Regions from separate parts of the Homo sapiens genome. Here region 1 is linked to region 2. Evidence: read pairs that join two places in POLR2A ChIA-PET (ENCODE). Cell type or tissue: OCI-LY7. All regions are shown on one strand.

Region 1 (2,500 bases), 100 kb after region 2:
GACAGACACATCATTAGGAAGTGTAAGTGTAAGCAGAACATAACTCAATCATTAGTTGCTCTTTTTTTTTTTTTTTCTATTAAGGGCTTTAGTATCTGATGTTTGGGTCTTTGACTGTAAAATAGTCATGACCACAAACTGTCCTTAACACCACAAAACACATCATCACTCCTCAAAAAGAACCTCAGCCCTGTAACATAAAGGCAACTTTAGAAAACTGATAAAATAAACCACTTAAAGAGTAACCACTTGGTTTGTAAGTAAACTATTTGGTTTGGTTTTCAAAGAGGACTTCAAAGGGGCTCAAGATAATAGAAATCTGGGACTTCGGCATCTTTCGTCACAGGAATGATAGACCAACTACTATCAATCACCATTTGCTGAAGAAATATTTACAAATTACCTACTTTGTGCCAGGTATTGTACTCAGAGACCAAAACACAACAGAAAGAACCTGTAAAGTTACATTCTTGTCTTTTGGAGCTGGGGAGAAGACAGACATTAATCAAAATAGAAACAAAGATGTGTATAAAACCGAAAGGGATGAATGCCACAAAAAGCAAGTTATATGGGTCCAGGAGAAAATATAAGGGAGGCATTAGGATGGTCAGGGGCTGGGCACAGTGACTTACACCTGTAATACCAACACTTTGGGAGGACGAGGCAGGAGGGTTGCTTGAGGCCAGGAGTTCGAGACCAACCTGGGAAATACAGTAAGACCCCATCTCTACAGACAATTTTAAAATAAAAATTTGCCAGGTATGGTGGTGTACACCACCTGTAATCCCAGCTATTTGGGGGGCTGAGGCAGAAGAATCACTTTAGCCCAGGAGTTTGATGCTGCAGGGAGCTATGATTACACTACTGCACTCCAGCCTGGGCCACAGAACAAAACTCTGTCTCAAAACACACACACACACACACACACACACACACACACACACACACACACGCAAAAAAAAATGACGTATGGTCAGATAGGTCAGGGAAGGCTTCCCTGAGGAGGTGACAACTGAGCTGAGAGCTGAAGGATGAGCAGCAGGTAAATGGGTGAAGAGTGAAGAGGAGAGGGAGGCATATTACAGGCAGAAGGAACTGCATATGCAAAGACCCCGTGGTACCTGGAAGCAGAGTTAAGATGTGGTTGCAGCAGGAAAAAAAGGGGGCGGGGGTGGTGGCCGCATAGAAGGAGAAGAGGCAGAACTCACACTATAAAGGCCATCCTGAAATTACAGAACTTTCCCTTTATCATAAGGGTAATGGGAGGCCAGTGAAGGGACCTCGGCCTGGTAAACAGGTGAGTGGGACATGATCACATTTGCATTTTGAAAAAAAATCACTCAAGCTGATGAGCAAAGGGGAGACTGGGGCGGAACCAGTCAGTCTCTGATAAAAACAAATGTCCAATCCTATTCGCTGAATTCCTGGTATATGCAAAAAACTAGAGGAGGTCCTTACAAAATGCTCAAAGCAATTCTGCAAATACACTTCAGACCACAGGTGGAGCTGCGGCTGGAGAGAGGAGTGTGCTGAAGTCAAATGGTACAGACTCGCGACATCCTCCAGGCTGAGCCCAGTCGTCCACACGATGCAAATAAACATTTTGAGTCCCCACCTCACCCACCATGAAATTTACAGATGGTTTATTCCGGCATCTGTTTCGCATTGGCTATATTCCATGGTTATTGATTTTAGACTTCCAATTATCTCTGTATTTGAGCTTGTGGACTAAGACGTGTAAGACCCGGCACCAAAACCAAAACCATAAACCATTCCAAGTTGTCCTCCTAAAAATGAGCACTGGGCTTCTGGACTATCTTCCCCAGCAGATGCTAAGGATGGCAGAGATGAAATAATAGACCATCCACACAAGATTTTAATATCAGAACTTATCTTTCTAAAAACCACATGGAGCTTCTTGTGATTTTTTTTTCACATCTGAGACAATCTCAAAGTATTACATTTCCAGCTTTTAGGAGACAAAAATTGACTATATTTTATGTGGAGCTAAATTCCTTTCAACCAAAAGGTTGGGAAACAGTTAATGCATCATTTTTATTTTTCTATGCAGATCTACAAATGAGGACAGGCATCTTAGCTGGCCCTGGACTAGTACAAGTTTGGACAGAGCTGAGGCTGTTGGGTTTAATTTGGCCAAATAAAGGAACTCTCAACCCAACGAGCATTTGGTCCGCATAGCCGATTCACTTCATATTACAGATCGAGGACACCAGCAGTACTGTTTAGAAAAACTGGCAATGCTGTTTAGACAAACACCCCCGAGAAGACAGACTGTGGATAGGAAATGTGGTCTGTTGCACTGTTATCCTAGTTTTTTTTTTTTCCTTCTTCCTTCCCTCATGAGTGCTTTTCATGTAATTTTTACTCACGAAGTTGCCAGTGTTAATTTCTACAGGCCAAATTTGGCTCACTTATTCCTTGCCAATTCCACAGTGAAATTCTGTGTGCTTGTGGGTGTGTGTGTGTGTGTGTGTGTGTG
Region 2 (2,500 bases):
AGGCATGAGCCACCGTGCCCGGTCGAGTATCTGTATTTCTTAATGCATCCTTGGGCTGCCTCACCTAAAACTAAGTATTACAGAATATAGTACTATACAGTATACTTTAGACTAGAATAGTTCAGAATTTACAAGCATGGATTCAAGTGCCCAAGTTCTTATTAGCTCTGGTGCTGACTGACCTTGTGAGCTTAGGCAAATTGCCTAAGCTCTCTGTCCCTCAGTGTTCTCATCCATAAAATGGGCTTCATTACAGTGCATTATTTGCTTTTGTAGAATAAATGCATTGACATGTCATAAGTACTTAGAATAGTGTATGGCACAAAGTGAATGCTCAAAGAAATGATGGCTGCCGTTATTACGATCAGGGATGATATAACTTAAATAAATCTAAAACATCCTACACCTCATTTCTACCATCTCTACAAGTTCTTAAAAATAGCTGGCTGGCCAGGCATGGTGGCACATGCCTGTAATCCCAGAACTTTAGGAGGCTGAGGTGGGCGGATCTCAAGGTCAGGAGATTGAGACCATCCTGGCCATCATGGTGAAACCCATCTCTACTAAAAGTACAAAAATTAGCTGGGTGTGGTGGCGGGAGCCTGTAATCCCAGCTACTCGGGAGGCTGAGACAGGAGAATCACTTGAACCCGGGAGGTGGAGATTGCAGTGAGCCGAGATAATGACACTGCACTCCAGCCTGGTGACAGAGTAAGACTCCGTCTAAAAAATATATATATATATATATATATCTGGCTGTCTGCCATGCTACAGGCTGGAAAAATAAAAGAGAATGTATATCAGATTTTAAACTTCTTAAGAACATAGTGCTAAAATAAAATCAAAGTACTTATTTTTTCCCCTCAATAGTAGTTGGAGAATTGTAGGTATAAGATTGGGGTCTCACCTACCTCAGTGGAGGCAAGTCATTAGTTACAAAAAAGCTACAAGCCAAAGTTAGCCTTGGGGCTGCCTGTCCCACCAACTACCAAAAAAGACTTTGGGGAGATGTTCAAAGAAGGAAAGAGGAGAATCCAGCCTGGAACCAAAAGGCATTGAAACACATTTTCTTGTACTTTTCAAGTCTGTGCATATAGATTCTGTTACTGATTTAGGATCTTAAACAGTTTGTTTATTTTTTAAATGCCTTTCAGCTCACCTTTAATAACATGTTTCTTTGACTTGGCTGAACTGTGCCTCAGAAGAATTACAAGCGGGAATAAGGCTGGGATAAGGCTGGGTAAAAGGTTCAGTGAACTAATCCACACCTGGTCCATGTAAAAAAAAAAAAAAAAAAAAAAAAAAAAGAAAGAAAGAAAAAGAAAAGAAAAAGCTCATATTTTCCATATAGAAACAAGCCCCTTTATATGAACCAGCCTTTTATTTAATTGCTAAGGCACTTTCCACACCGTACAACCTTTCATGTCCTTCTTCACTTGGGTGGGGAAAAGGCACAGAACCACTTTCCAGCCACACCAGGGCGCTTTATCAGCAACAGAAATTAATACTCCTATTAATAATGATAGCAAGCACAAACCTGATTCAAAATGGGAAGCGGTAGGTTCATTTAAGCAGAAATTCCCTGACCAAGTTTTGCCAATAAAAAAAAAGACAAGGATGTCCCCTGAGAACAGATTTGGGATAAACTGTGACAATCTCTTCATCAAAATTCAGACTTTTTTTCTGCCTCAGTTGCGTGACCCAGACTACTAAGTGGAAGGAATAAGGCATGGATGGGGAAAATCTTGAATGAGAGAGAACAGCAAATATCTTAGAGCTAAAATGTGCCTCTGAGAGGTCCAGGCAAGCCACTCCTCTGGGAGGGGACTCTGTGTGACCAAGGTCACACAGGTGGTGGGGACGAAAGCAGGAACTCAAGCCTGTGACTCCCAATTCATAGAGAAAAGCAATGGCTACAGAATATGGCCCCTGGGAACATCAGTCATGTTAAGAGGAGATTTAAGAGGAGGATCCTGTGAACAGCAAAGAGGCCAGAGAACAGAAGGAGAAGTCATGAATGTCCCACAGACTGTGCCAGCCCATTGCATCTGAAGCTGGACTTGAACAAGCTTTACTTTCTCCTATGAAGTCCTTCACTTCCAGGCCCCAGGTATCTTCTATTTGCCTCTTAGTTTTGTTCATAGGAAAATTCTTTTAACCAACTCTGGTTTGAAGTAAGTGGAAAAGGAGACATTTCCACACTTCCGTTAAGAGGCAGCAAAGTGAAGTGGAGAGATCATTTCATTAGGAGGCAAGAGAGGGCGGCTCTGCTCCTGGACCCACCGGTATCTCATCTAGGATTTGGGAAGCCCCTTCTCTTCTGCAGATCCAGGCTCGTCACTGGTACAAGGTGGGGTACTCAGGGATGGTGTTTAATTGCTACAGACGGGTCGCCTGAACAAAGTGCTAAAATGCTGAAATACTTGTGTACTCGCTGGGAAACAGCCCTTGCCCCCAAGCCTCCTGAACACACCCTTGACCAGAACCTTGGACTTTCCTG

The links. Peaks named below come from ENCODE experiments on the same cell type or tissue, not always from the same donor. Only the 100,000 strongest peaks of a DNase experiment are listed, where the experiment ranks them.
Region 1: POLR2A ChIA-PET joins it to region 2 with 9 read pairs; 3 of 35 experiments call an interaction of 5 or more read pairs at or near these places.

The regions. Positions count from the first base shown.
Region 1 is chr3:71,415,642-71,418,141 of GRCh38, forward strand. All of the region lies in intron 3 of FOXP1 (forkhead box P1), which reads right to left. Among named protein-coding and RNA genes, the nearest start is that of MIR1284, 130 kb to the right of the region's middle. In OCI-LY7, CTCF peaks have their summits at 1,507 and 1,708; a DNase peak (open chromatin) is centred at 1,490; H3K4me3 peaks cover 1,213 bases; H3K27ac peaks cover 1,523 bases.
Region 2 is chr3:71,313,801-71,316,300 of GRCh38, forward strand. The region is part of intron 4 of FOXP1 (forkhead box P1); the gene reads right to left. Among named protein-coding and RNA genes, the nearest start is that of FOXP1-AS1, 25 kb to the left of the region's middle. In OCI-LY7, no CTCF peak of the experiment used is centred here; no DNase peak of the experiment used is centred here.